3 separate regions of the Mus musculus genome follow, and regions 1 and 2 are each linked to region 3. Evidence: chromatin loops called from intact Hi-C (ENCODE). Cell type or tissue: heart. All regions are shown on one strand. Each heading gives the region's core, and the rest is flanking DNA. Links, peaks and the distances in the headings are about the cores only. Region 1 has its middle 160 kb from the start of Gm40538. Region 2 overlaps Cep128 (centrosomal protein 128). Region 3 holds the start of Dio2 (deiodinase, iodothyronine, type II).

Region 1 (4,726 bases), core at 462-4,461, 170 kb after region 3:
ACAGTTTCCCAAGGAGGGTACACTTGGTTTAGTCATAAACGACCCATGTCTCCTCCCATCTACAGCTTCCTTTCCATTTCACCATGCATACATAATTTTCTAGCTATCCTGTAACTTTTTATCTGATTTACTTCAAATTACCATTTTGGTAACTTTTTTGTCAGTTATTGTTGGTTGTTTTTAAAAATTATTAGTCATCTCATACAAGCAAATCCCAGCCACCCTGAAGAAAAGAAGCAGTTTGTGATGACATCTCTAATGTTTAGAACACCTATTTTAATGAAAAGGAAAACTATGTTGACATTTTTATTGTCTCCTAAAAAAGACAATGTAAGGGTTGTTTGTTTGTTTTTCCATCTTCTTTTTAATTCACTATATTCTTTTCTGTAATTATCTTTTTTTACACCTCTGACAATGTGGCATAGAGAACACATATGTTGGAACACTGCTAATTAAGATTCCGATTTCATTGTTTACTGAATGTATGACTTTGAGGCATTCCCATAGGCTCATGACGCCTCAGTTGCAAAGTCTGTCATTGGAACATATTAAGGAAATCAAGGTGCCCAGGAGTTAATTTATATCTTTCTTCTTCTTTCTCACTGTACTTAACTATGCTCTCATGTCAGCTGTGTAGACCTCTTTTTCTTCCACATACTCAATGTTGATTAAAATCCCAGTCATCATTTGAGTTCAACACTTTCATCTATGGCTCCTCCCATCAATGCCCATTACAAATAATTATTTTACCTCTCTGTGCTCCAACCGCATGCACATTGAACATCCAATTACAGCGAAACATGAAAGTCACATGACTCGGTTAATCATTTGAACCCCTCCAATGCAAACTTCTTGGCAGAGGGACCATTGTGTTTTCTATACTCTTCAAGTAGCAACAGCAAGAAATCTGAACATTTCAGAAAACTATGTAAATCAAGTAAAGGATTCTCCATCACAGCTTGGGTGTGGTCCATATCACTAGGTGTTCACACAGGGTATTCATGATGTAACATTAAAAATGACTGTGAAAAAAATCAAGTTAGGCCTCAAACAATACTGGATAAAAAGAGTTAAAACCACATATGATATATATCTCCAAGATATTCCCGAAAACAATTCTGACCATAAACACAGTCTGCCTTGTGTGTTACCTTTAAAGGGAAATGTGAAACATGTTCTCTTTGTATTCGTTCTGACAGCTTTTCTCTTTGGTAAGCTACACTAGCCTCTTGAGGTGCTGCATTCTATTATACCTGGAACATAACACATGTATAATGAATATTTAACAAAATTAAAATTGAAATTGGATAAATGGAAATAAAACGGCAAGATGAATAAGGCAAGGAGAAGTCAGCAGGGATCTTGGAATGTGGTGGGCTCTTTGAGCAGCGACAGTCAATCTTTATTAAACACTTTCCACATGTTGTTACATTTAATCCTAGGTCCTGTCTGATGAGAACAGTTAGGACTTGCATCTTGCAAAAAAAGAGAAGAAACCAAGGTTGAGGGTAAATTTGAGTCATTTGCCTGAGGTTACCCCTGAGGCAAGAGACAGAGACAGCACTAACTGTCACCTTAAATTGCATCTAGATTGAAGGAGACTCTCCTACATCAGTTTCCAAAAGCTCTCTCTGCACCTTCATCTCCCTGCACAGTAGACAGGAGAGTTCTTCCTGTACAATGACATGACAATCAGCAATAGTTATTTTCTGTGTTCATTAAAGTAAATTAAGGAATGAAGACACTGGCCTATTGAAGCTTAACAATCAGTCCGGATGGGACACAATTACTCTCTTCACAAATGTAAGAAAAATAAATCAGTTTCCATAGGAATAAGCCACGTCCAAAGGCATGGATAGGACCCTGCTTAGGTTTGCCTGGCTTTGCCTGGCTCCCTTTGTTCTCAATAGAAAAAGCTTGGGAAGAATCCGTGAAGATCTTGCTCTATTTCCCCATGAAATCAAGTGGTTCTTTTCTTAAACACAACCTTCTCCCCACTTCCATTTTTTTTTTTTTCATAATTGACACACGTCAATGCTTAAAAGCAGGGAGACCTCAACAATGAATGTTTTTGACAATGACATTTCTAGTGGAATTGGCATGGTATTCAGCTTCCCATGACATCAGAACAGGTACAGAGAGTATTCCTTGCGAAGGGAACTAGGAGTGTCTTGCCCAGAGAAAGACATGAGAAGACTAAGAGAACCTGAACCTTTTGAAAATAACTTGTTAGACAGAGGGTTTTTTGCCCAGGAAATCGTTGGCCTGGGCTGCTCTCTAGTGGTAGGCAGTGTTCACTGTCAGAATTTCTTGTACAAAGGCTCCAAGCTGAGAGGCAAGAAGAAAAAAAAAATTCAAGCTTTTCTTGGACACCAGCAGATGAGCTACAAATGAATGTGTGTGTGTGTGTGTGTGTGTGTGTGTGTGTGTGTGTGTGTGTGTGTGCGCGCGCGCATGCACATGCATAGACACACATACACATACACACACAAACATGTAAATACATTGGCACATACCTGAGGCAAAGCACAGGGTGACAACTTTTAGGAAGAAATGAGAACAGAGGAAGAAGGATAGTGTCTTTTGTAGGATCTAGAGAAAAGTTGGAGGGGGTAAAAAGACTCTTTGTGAAGCCTCAGATATGAATCTGCTATGTGTTCATATTCCATAGGCATTGAGAGTAACCACAGGGAAGATGAATCTTCCTCATTGATGACTACTTGAAAACCAGTTTAAAAGCCCAGTGTGTGTGTGTGTGTGTGTGTGTGTGTGTGCATACCAGTTTATGTGTATTTTGGGGTACATGATCCATGTGCATGTGGTCAGGAGTAACTTTCAGGAGTTGGTTATTTCCTTCTACCATGTGGGTCCTTGGGAAGGGACTCAGGTCATCAAACTCAGTAACCAGTGCCTTTACCTGCTGAGCCACCTAACCAGCCCCCATCTACTTTTAGGTAACAGTCATTTTTATATCATAGGTATGTTGAATAAAGAGCTTCTCATGTTGCTTGTACATCCCTATAGGTAATGCAGAAGAAGAGAGAAGATGTCCATCTTGTGCTGACACTGTCTCTCTTTCTGTGAGGCCATCACTTCTCTGTCTTGGTCCTGATTTTTTCCTAGACTATGTGCATAATTTAACTTAAATTTTGAATTACATACACATTTCAATCAAAGATAAAACTAAAACGAGTTTAGGATTTTTCACTGTGTGGGCACCCTAGTTTATACCTTTTTGTGTGCACATAATAATTTTCTGTGAAAAATTATGTGGCATATTTGCTGTTCTGGGTCTTAGTTAATGTGTCTATAAAATTTTGACATCAATGTATGGAGTTTGCAAGACTGATTGATAATCTTTCTTTTTACTTCTGCTATACCCTGAGCCTTTTGATTCACCAGAGATTCATGAGAAAAAAAAAAAAAAAGAACAAATGTCCTGGGTTATGTTAGATAGCAGCTGAAGCTTGGACAGCTAAACAGCAATTCATACACAGAGAGAAGCTCAAAATAGAAGGACACCGGGCAAGTGGCATATTGGTGGCCAGCAGGTAGCTCCTCTCAGAAGGAGGCAGTAAGATCATCATCCTCTGCAGAGTAAAGTTCAGAGACTTGATGAGCCAGCGTAGGAGATACCCAGGGGCCTTCCACCCTCTCAGAATACAGGGGGAGGGGGAAGAATTATTGGATGGGGTGACCAGGAGGAGGAGCAGTGAGAAGTATGCAAAATGAAAAAAAATAAAACGAGAGAGGGGAAAGCCTCTTTATGCTCCATCTTCCAGATTTTCTTTTCTTAATAGCGTTCTCACGCCCGGCCAGGAAGAACACAACAGACCAGAATCTTCTGCGGCAAAACTTTATTGCTTACATCTTCAGGAGCTAGGAGCGCAAAACCCCCAGCCCCAAAAGCGAAAGCCCCTTCTATTTACATCTTTAGGAGCCAGAGCTCCGGCGCGCCAAAGCGCAGAGCGCGCTCTATTGTTTACATCTTTTGGCAGCGAGAGAGCGCAGGGGCGCAGAGCCAGAGAGATGCCAGCGAGAGAGAGAATGGCGGAAACCCCGTCCCCTTTAAGGAGGAGTTATCCTTCGCTTAGGATGCATCACTCCCTGATTGGCTGCAGCCCATGGCCGAGCTGACGTTCACGGGAAAGGCAGAGTACAAGTAGTCGTAAAATACCCTTGGCACATGCGCAGATTATTTGTTTACCACTTAGAACACAGGATGTCAGCGCCATCTTGTGACGGCGAATGTGGGGGCGGCTCCCAACATTCTTTCTTCATACTTACATCTCCATATGTAAAGAGTTAATTATATGGGTAATTGGAGCAGAACCCCACCGTCACCACCCCAGCACCTACACATGCCTCAGTTATCTTCTGCCTCAGGCAGAAGTAGAGCTCAAATTCAGATGATAAGATGAAGATGATAAGATGATAAGGGTCTGGGTTCTTCTGAGACCAACCGCAGGAAGCTTTCACTATGCTACCACAGCACTCTGCTGAGAGAGCACCATCGTGACTTGACATTCTAACGGGTCATCCATGGAGCAAAAATATTCCCTGTCATTTAAAAATGAGCAGGATAAAGAAAGGCAATGGGTGGCTCATGTCAAAAAGGGTTATGGAGTATAAGAGAAAAATGTTGATAAATATGCCCAGGGAGAAGAAGAGCAAGGAGAAATGAGAGCTGGTCATTACTGCGGGTGGATGTGGAACAGAGGGAACC
Region 2 (4,726 bases), core at 348-4,347, 570 kb before region 3:
TATCACCAAACTATGTTTTGATGTGCTGTTCTCTTAGGATACTTTCCTTCTAAATCCATTATAGTGACTATTGCAAATTTCTCTATGTCTGTTTGGAATTTTCAGCATCTCTTTATATGCATATGTGTGTGTGTGTATGTGTGTGTGTGTGTGTGTGTGTGTGTGTGTGTGTGTGTATGTATGTGTGTGTGTGTGTATATATATATATATTTTTTTTTCCTCCCCTCAAGACAGGGTTTCCCTGTAGCTCTGGCTGTCCTGTAACTTACTCTGTAGATCAGTCTGGCCTCAGACTCACAGAGACCCACCTGCCTCTGCCTTCCAAGTATTGAGATTAATGGCATGCGCCACCACTGGCCAACCATAGTTTTTAAACCTAGCTTTAAAAAACAAAGTATTTTTAATTTTTTTTTTTTTGGAATTTATTGTCACTTGCATTTGGACCTAGTTCCTTGGTGTTTTGGTCTCATGGTTAAGGACTCAATAAAACCAGTACCTGATTTTCTCCCTTGCTTGGGTCCAACATTTTGTGTGTGAATCTGTAGGAGACACAGATACTTATGTAAATTGTGTAGGTCTCATTTGTCAATTTTGTTTCTATTCTCCTGTATTCCTATTTAATATATCAGGCTCAATTTACCTCCGTAATTTTTGTCAGTATTGCCTTTTTTAGTTGGTGTTTGTGGTTTCTTGAATATTTTAATATCACAGTCAGTTGTTTTTAAAAGCTTACATAGTGGTAGGTTGTTTTTATTATAGTTGTTGTTGTTTTTGGACAGAGTCTCACTGTGTAGCTCTCTTCTTGAACTCGCAGAGAGCTGTCTCCTTGTACTTATATCTCTGGAGTGAGTGTTGGGATTAAAGACATGCACCACATGCCTGGCTCTTAGTGAGTTTCTATCAAGGTTTCTGTATTTGTGCATGCTTTTTGTTTTCTTTATTTTAATCTTTCTTCCCACTTTCCTCATAAGAACTTTACCACTGGCCTTAAAGCAACCTCATTAGGTAAGTTCAGCCGTATTGATATGTTGGAAATGTTATTATCTGTCATCTTTTTTTCCTGCTACCCTTTTCTATGGATTGTTTTGCAGTTTTAGATTATGACTTTGCAGTTTTAGATTGTTTCCATCTTTAATGGATGTTACACATTTTTAACAATGTCTGTACATGGCAACATTTAGAATATAAATAAATAAAATCATTTGATAAAAAGTGTGTGTACATTTGAGTGTGTCTGTGTGTGTGCGCGCGTGAGCAAGCACATGCAGGTGTGCCTGCACATGTGTGTATATTTGGAGATCCAAGGGAGTTTCAGGTGTCATTAATCACTGTCCACTTTAGTTTTGGAGACAGGATCTCTTTCTGAACTTAGAGCTGACCCATTCAAGAGTCTGGTCAGCTAGCAAGCCCTGGAAATCCCAATCTGACCTCATCGGTAGCTATAGGCATGTGCTGCTGAACCCGTCTTTCTTCTGAGTGCTGTAGGGAATGTATCTCTGTCTGTATGTTCATGTGAGCACCTGACCAACGGAGCCATCTTTCCAGCTTTAGTCTAAAAACTTAAGCTTACCTACTTGAATATGCTATTCTGCAAAGCTGCCTTAACCAGAGTGGTTTTTCCTATCTTATCGGGGCATTCATTCATTCATTTACATTCCAGTTTAGCGAACCTGACGTTCTTGCCATCATCAGGTAGGACTTTGTACACTTCCTCTCTTTCTAACATAGCCTCCCAGTGCCTCACTCTTGAGTGCCATGGCATATTACACAAACTGTAGCCGCTGCTTGCTTGCTTGTGTGGTTGTATGTCTTCTTCCCTAGAATGTGGTTTCCTCTGCCAAACACCAGGTCACTCCCGTCTACTCTTGTCCTGGGACTCCAAGTACCAGGTCATTCACGTAGTATGCTGTTATGCTGCCAACAGCTGCTGAGCAGATGAGCGTTATTTTCAGATGTAAATGATCCTTGCTGCATGTAACACTTTGGGAGAGACGATCTCCATTAAGAGGCTTTTCCAGAGCAGGCGAAGGTGAACTCTACTTCATTGAGATTTAATATGAAATGGTTCAATGTCAGAGCTAGAACCCTATGAACATAATCAACCACAATTTAATATTATATAAATAACACGATCCCCATAGCAGGCTGCTAGACCTGACATTATATTGACGCTCATCTATCTGAAGTCTCATGCTATTAGGAGAATTGTTTGCTATTTCAGTATGTCATAGTAGTTGAAAGCTTAGAATGGAGTTACCCCAGGTATATGGATTCTACAAGTAAGACCTCTTTGGTACAGTATTTGTGGGAGATCGTTCAGTTCCAAGATTGTAGATAAGATGGCACAAAGACTTGTTTCTTCTATAGTTCAACGGCAGATCCCAAGTAGATTCTGTTTTGGAACACTATCTAAATAATGGACAGTCTTAACACATAACAAGGCTAATCTGGAGTTCTTGATCTTGCTGAGACTTCAGACGTGTGCTCACCATGTGGGCTTCGGAATAAAAACGTAAGGGACCTTGGATACAGTTCTGTTCTTTTCCTTAGTGTTTTTCTTTTTTTTCCTGAATGTTTCAAATGAAAACTTTCATGTCGTTTGTGTCTAGTGTTTTAAATTTAGTTGATAAAAAACGGTGGTAGGATAAACGCTGGCTAAGGACTTGGTGTATTGTTTTTGACCACTAGTCGTCAGTATTGAACCATCAGTAGGCATTATTTCTTCAAGCTCCAGGTTGGCTTAAGATGGATTCCCTACAGACTATACATCCCAGCTCTTAGCATTTCTGTAAACTGTCCTTGACATCAGTCTCACAATTAAAAACAATATCATTATTTGTCATTTTAAAATTGAAACTGTATAGATTCACACTGTTTGGAAAAATTCAGGGATTACATATGCTACGTGGAGTCTGGAGCTCACTTGTTGCTGCTTTAATACTCCGGATCCAGGCTTCCCTCACTCCCTGCCTCCTCCCATCCTTTCCTTTATGAAGGAGTTAGTCTGTTTAGTTGCAGAAAGGCGGAGACCAGCTTTTGATATGAGAGTTAATTTTATATATATTCCTGATTCTTTTCCACTTTAACGTGTCCGAGCTTTAAGCCAGCATCCTAGACACCCCTGTTTTCTATAGTCGCATCTCACACGAGCCTTTTCCTAACATTGTGTCTTTCTCTTACTCATGACCCCTTTTGTACCTTGTACCATTTACCTTTGTTCCTGTAATTAGCACTGTTCAATTTTCCTTCAGTGAGTCTCATTTTTCCTTGATAAACAGACATGGTTTACTGCTTAGTGCATTTAATTGATTTCTATTATTAAGATCTGTTAATTCTTTTTGTCACATACTGAAACAGGTTCTAATTATTGCTCAGGAGGGGAGGAACAAATTATTTGTAATCATCGTCCATTTGCGGTGAAGCTTTCAAGCCCTGTTCAGAGCTGTAAGGTTCTTTACTCAATTGATGGAGCTGGGATGGGAGAAAGCACACAGGCTTAGAACGTGTGACCTGAGAATGAGGTTTCCATGGCCTCTCCGGCCACGCTTGGATGAGGATCAAGTCACACTGATGTTGACGCTCACAGCGCAGTGTCTGCACAGACTTGGGCCCCGCAGCTCTGCTCTCCCGTTCTTGCCCCCTCTGACCTACGGGCTTCTTCAGAAGGCGCTGGAGCTTAATTTTTGTGTGTCTTTCATCCAAAGAAAGACAAGAAACAGACCATGCATCTTCTAAGGAAGACGGATAATCATCCTGATGTTAGATGCACTTTTAAGTGTTGAGAACTGAGTGTCTGCTGTCTTTGTTGTCTGTTTTTCTCTCATTCTTCACACCTTGTCAACTCTGATTTAAAAATAATTATGAAAGTTGGCTCTATCGGCTTTGTAACTGCTACTGACTGTTGCCTCTGCTGCTGTCTTCTGCTTGTGCAAACAGAGAAGGCCGCTGGCCTCAAGTCTTACCTCTTTGTCACCTGCGTGGCATGCAGATGATGTCACATTCTTCTTTTGTCACAGTTACAACAAATTTAAAAGCCTCACACTAAAAGTCCCTTGAATCTGGTTCCTGGTTTCTTCTCACTGCAGTGTTCAGTTATTCTCACCCTCGTGAATGGTAGGACAGTTACAGTGACCTCAGGCCAGCATGATGGCTTAGCGGTACAGATGCTCGGTGTAAAGTGGGATAACCTGATTTTGGTCTCCTGAACTCATATGGTGGAGAGATGGCCTTTGCAAGTTCAGTCATGTTCCCACAGGGAAGTCAGAGCCATCACTGTCACGTATGCTGGGCTTCTGCCCTTCTGTGGGCATGCTCTGCACTTTCTGCCTTTGGACTTTTGTACTTCCTGTTTTCAGAGACATGAAGTTGATTTTTGAAATAGTTGTGTGGCTTATGCCTGCCTTTCCTTTCGAATGCTACTTCAGAAAGCCTTTAGTAACTATCCAAGAAAAATGCCCTCCTTCCCTTCTGAGTTTGTTACATTTATTTCTTTTTTCTTTTTTCTTTTTTTTTTCTTTTTTCTTTTTGGTTTTTTGAGACAGGGTTTCTCTGTGTAGCCCTGACTGTCATGGAACTCACTCTGTAGACCAGGCTGGCCTCGAACTCAGAAATCCGCCTGTCTCTATCTGTCTCCCAAGTGCTGGGATCAAAGGTGTGCCACCACGCCCGGCTATTTCTTTTTTCTTTAACAATACTTTTCCACTATTGTCACCTTTCTGTCCCCTAA
Region 3 (4,726 bases), core at 327-4,326:
CCCTCCCCTCCCCTCCCCTCCCCTCCCCTCCCCTCCCCTCCTCTCCCCCTCCCCTCCTCTTTCTTTCTTTCTTTCTTTCTTTCTTTCTTTCTTTCTTTCTTTCTTTCTTTCTTTCCAAAAGTTCAATTTAATGTTTTTAAATATTCAAGGTATTGATATCAACAGAGTAAAAAGGTAAAAAATACATAAGATACATAAGTATTAACAGACCTAGCCCAATTAGTATCCAAACTACCACCTCCATTCATGACCCACACTTTAACTAAATAAAGAATTATTTTTTTTCAGATAAAGAAAGGATAAAAGTACCAGCTACTGGCATCATATTTAATAAGGAAACACTAGAATTATTTTATGAGTACACCAAAGCAACCATGTACATTTTTCTAATCATATTCAATATGATATTGGGGATTTTTATTTATTTTTTCATTTTTTACTAGATATTTTCTTTATTTACATTTCAAATGTTATCCCCTTTCCTAGTTTCCCCTCTGAAAAACCCCTATCCCCTGCCCTGTCCCCTGCTTACCAACCCACCCACCCCTGCTTCCTGGCCCTGGCATTCTCTGCCAGTGCCTGACAAATACAGAAGTGAATGTTCACAGCCATCCATTGGATGGAGCACAGGGTCTCCAATGAAGGAGCTAGAGAAAGTGCCCAAGGAGCTGAAGGGGTTTGCAGCCCCATAGGAGGAACAACAATATGAAATAACCAGTACCACCAGAGCTCCCTGGGATTAAACCACCAATCAAAGAAAACACATGGAGGGACTCGTGGCTCTAGCTGCATATGTAGCAGAGGATGGTTTAGTTGGTCATCAATGAGAGGAGAGGCCCTTGGTCCCACTTTCCTTCATTTGTGTGATAATGGTTCTATGACTTAAAGAGTAAATCCCTTGAAGATCAAAATGCTAAACACATTTTATTATAACAAGCAGCCAGGAAACCCCGTGCAGAAAGAGACCTAGCTCTGGTGGATTGTAACTTATTTCAATTCCATTCTGACATTTCTAATCTCAAATAAAGGAAAGAAAGGGACAAGAGCAAACCGCACCCACTGGTTTTAATTCTATTCTCTAAGTACTTCTGTTCCGCACATTACACGTGAAAAGGGAACATTTTTCCACTCCTTGCCAATCCTTCTTAAGAGGCCATTCCAATCACACTGTAGGTCTTGAGAATACAGGCAAATGGGTTAACTTTCCTCCTTCTCAGAAGAGCTCTGCATAGGGTTGAGATTTTCAGGACTGGGCAGTGAGTAGAAGCTTCATTTCAGGGGGCAGGGGAGGGGTATACCTCCCATCCTAGTTGCCAGGGACTTCATCAGGAATTGAAGTGCCCTCATCTACACTAATTAAGGTACTTTGCAACCCCCTCCTCTTTGTCCTCTCTTTCCTCCCATAAAGGCATTGAGAAGTTTGAAAGAAAGGAACACACAAACATTGTATTTGTGAATATCTTTTTGCAAACAGCACATGCTGGTCCAAGGAGAGATATTCCGTGGTTTATGTTAATTTTTCAAACATCTAAAGTCTCCTCATCTAAATAAAAATTTAGCCCATGGAGTATACACTCAAACCTCACAATTGACGATTAGGAAGGAAAGAAAGAAGGAAGGAAGGAAGGAAGGAAGGAAGGAAGGAAGGAAGGAAGGGGAGAGGAGAGGAGAGGAGAGGAGAGGAGAGGAGAAGAGAAGAGAAGAGAAGAGAAGAGAAGAGAAGAGAAGAGAAGAGAAGAGAAGAGAAGAGGAAAGAAATAAAAATATGATGGTAGAGAGCCCTTGTCTTTGGGGAGCAGCCATGCAAAAAGCTACCTCATTTTAGAATTCCAGGGCACCTCTCTACCATGTTATGTTGTATGTGAATGGCGCCCCCTAGTGTGAAGCAGAGCTGAGCCCTCTATATGCCCTAGGTATTCATTCATTCAGAACACCACTGAGCTGAACATGTCCCAACCAGGATTCTTATGTGCTCGGGAGATGGCAATGTGTAGAGAAGACAAGAGTTGTGGGTCACATAGAGCTTACTCTCTCCTTGGGACTATTTTTCAGAACCATATTACCAGCTGAACAAAATACATCCATATGCAGATTTTAGCCCATGCTCTCTACAAAGAATGACCTCTGTTTAGGCTTTACAGTCCTGTCAATACAGAGTTGGAGACCGGGGGCAAGATATAGAAGCTCAAGGGACTGACCACCTGTTTGCATCTACTGTTCAGCTCGAGCTTGACAGGAGCTCTGTGAACATAGAAAACTCAACAAATTGACTTTCAATTTCAATTTATGTTTCCACTCCAGTGTCTATAATTGTCACTACTACTCTCAGAAAAATGTCACTCCTAGAAGTGATCTGTTAGGTAAGAGAGGGAGGAAACGTAGAAGGAGGTAGGGGTGGAAACTCACTGCCAGGTTCTATCTGTTTAAATAACTGTCCTGGGAACTAAAAGGCAAGAGAGTCCACTGAGGCCCAAGGGGCACCTGGTGTTAATTCTTGGTTTGTTTCTATTCCTAACCACTTACAGCCCCTAGCCACTTACAACCCCTACCATCTATATAGCCCCTTACTACCTATATAGCCCCTAACTACCTATAGCCTTTTTACTTTCTTTTAATCTTCTCCTCCAAGCAAACTAAATGGCTCCCTAAAGCTTCTGGACTATTAAAGGCTGAATTTAAGAGATTCTCATAAATAATCAATTTCTCAGTCTCCTGGGATCTAAATGCCAATGAATGGAAATAGTATTTTATCAGTGTTGTAGGGAAATGACACTGAAAGAGTTGGTCACTCAGCAGCTCCTTCCATGGCTGGAAGGTTAGTTGTTATTGTTGTTGTTGTTGTAATATCGAAGCTTTAGTAAAACCAAAAATAATACTTGAATTCAGTTTGGGAATAATCTTTAAAGATATACCATGGTGGTCTCAAATAGTTTATAAAATTTCCAACTCAAAATTCACTTTCTATTCCCTCTGATAAGATCATTACTGAAAATATATTCATAACACCCAGGAATGAGATCGGGTGAGAAAAAAACCAATCCTGTGTAAAGGTGTAACGCCCACACGGGAGCATTAATAGCTTTATTTTTTCTTTTTAATGGAGCAGAGAGCACCCATGTTCACGCTTTCGCTTTTCTACCTGCCTGCCAGGAAGCTTTCTTGCCAAAATTCCTAAGTTAATAAAAATGATAATCAGAGGAAAGTGTTAACATATTAGTCTACAAATTACTTTTCTTTAAGTTTGGAAGCATTTCTTGAGACTTGTCAAAGGTAACATCGTTTTTTCTTTCTCTCCCTTTAAAGCACAAAGCAAAATCCTTCTGTCTCCCCCACCTCTCCTTTTAAAAAAGTTGTAGAGTTTTGCCTTTCTGCTCACTGCACTCCTGGCCAAAGTAAGCCCTCTTTCTCAATGACGTCAAGATCTTTAGCAAGATTAGGCTTTCATTTCTCTATTGCAGCAATTAGCCAGGGAATGTATAAAAGGCTTCAGGGAGACTCACTAGCTGCAGAGAGAGGCACTCTGCAGCCAGCGGAGGCAGAAGATAGCAAAGAGGGAAACGCCAGAGGGAGGGGGCAGAGGACAGCCGCTCCTGGAGAACCTGGAGAAAGGACAGGCAGAGGGAGACAGGCTGGGAGGAGGAGAACAGAAAGTATGTTTACAACGGAGTAAAGACAGAGCGAAAGAAAGAAAGAAAAAAAGAAAGAAAGAAAGAAAAAAACCCCAAACAAACCAAACAACCCCTACCCTTACAGCACAGTTAAGAAATTGGCAGTGCAAGAAGCCAGACAGCGTTTAAAGGAACATGAAAAGCTAAAAGAAAATTTTTACCATCTCTGCAGTCTCATAGGTGCCTGGAAATGAAAGTAGAACTTCCTGTCTTTAACGGACTCTGACAGGGGTAAACTGGATTAGGGACTGGCACGCCAGGGTTTTTGTTGTTGTTGTTGCTGGTGGTGGTGCCTTTTTTTTTTTTTTAAACCATCTTAAATCCTGGAAAAAAATGCATCTCGGAATTGAATGAATTGATGGGTACACTCCAACTGCTGGGCTGCAGAGCCTGAACCTGGTCTTTCCATTTCTGCTTCTTTCAAAGAAGAGACAAGTTGGGATTTCTTCTAATTTAGCTTTTCTCCCTCTCCCTCACCCCCCTCCCAACCTTCCCCTTGGTCCCCCACTTCTCTACCACCACCTTCCTTTGCAAAAAGAAGGTGACTGGGGAAGCAGAGTGCCCAGGAGACTGACCGAGGAGGCAGAGAAGATGGGACTCCTCAGCGTAGACTTGCTGATCACCCTGCAGATCCTGCCAGTCTTTTTCTCCAACTGCCTCTTCCTGGCGCTCTATGACTCGGTCATTCTGCTCAAGCACGTGGCGTTGCTTCTGAGCCGCTCCAAGTCCACTCGCGGAGAGTGGAGGCGCATGCTGACCTCAGAAGGGCTGCGCTGTGTCTGGAACAGCTTCCTCCTAGATGCCTACAAACAGGTGAGCTGCAGCCACTGAGCTTCTCCTGGGTCGCAAGGGCTAGGGGTGTGGAAGGTGTGGGGCTGCTGGCTCTGGGGAGTCCTACTTGGGGTGTCCTCTCCAGTGACTATGTTCCACGGAGTCTCAGTGCCACTTGGGACACCTGTTGCACAGGTTAGATTTGGGAGTGACAGACACGGAGCCACGGGGACTCTTGGTGACTTCAGTAGGAGTCTTTAATGAGGGCTGCTGTTACTTTGCACTGA

The links. A loop is a pair of places that touch in the nucleus more often than their neighbours do. Peaks named below come from ENCODE experiments on the same cell type or tissue, not always from the same donor. Only the 100,000 strongest peaks of a DNase experiment are listed, where the experiment ranks them.
Region 1: a loop joins it to region 3, with 4 times the contacts of the local background. A loop is called at or near these places in 9 of 42 quality-filtered maps.
Region 2: a loop joins it to region 3, with 6 times the contacts of the local background. A loop is called at or near these places in 36 of 42 quality-filtered maps.

Annotation. Positions count from the first base shown.
Region 1 is chr12:90,564,078-90,568,803 of GRCm38, reverse strand. No RefSeq gene overlaps it. Among named protein-coding and RNA genes, the nearest start is that of Gm40538, 160 kb to the right of the region's middle. In heart, for the core only: a CTCF peak has its summit at 2,281 (motif pointing left); no DNase peak of the experiment used is centred there.
Region 2 is chr12:91,312,372-91,317,097 of GRCm38, reverse strand. The region is part of intron 10 of Cep128 (centrosomal protein 128); the gene reads left to right. Among named protein-coding and RNA genes, the nearest start is that of Cep128, 70 kb to the left of the region's middle. In heart, for the core only: a CTCF peak has its summit at 2,683; no DNase peak of the experiment used is centred there.
Region 3 is chr12:90,737,818-90,742,543 of GRCm38, reverse strand. Dio2 (deiodinase, iodothyronine, type II) reads left to right here and starts at 3,506. Exons shown (of 2, transcript NM_010050.4): 1 at 3,506-4,481. The coding sequence starts at 4,260. Gm26512 (a long non-coding RNA gene) reads right to left here and starts at 4,337. Exons shown (of 5, transcript XR_872906.2): 1 at 4,244-4,337. In heart, for the core only: CTCF peaks have their summits at 1,886 (motif pointing left) and 3,555; no DNase peak of the experiment used is centred there; H3K4me3 peaks cover 930 bases; H3K27ac peaks cover 874 bases.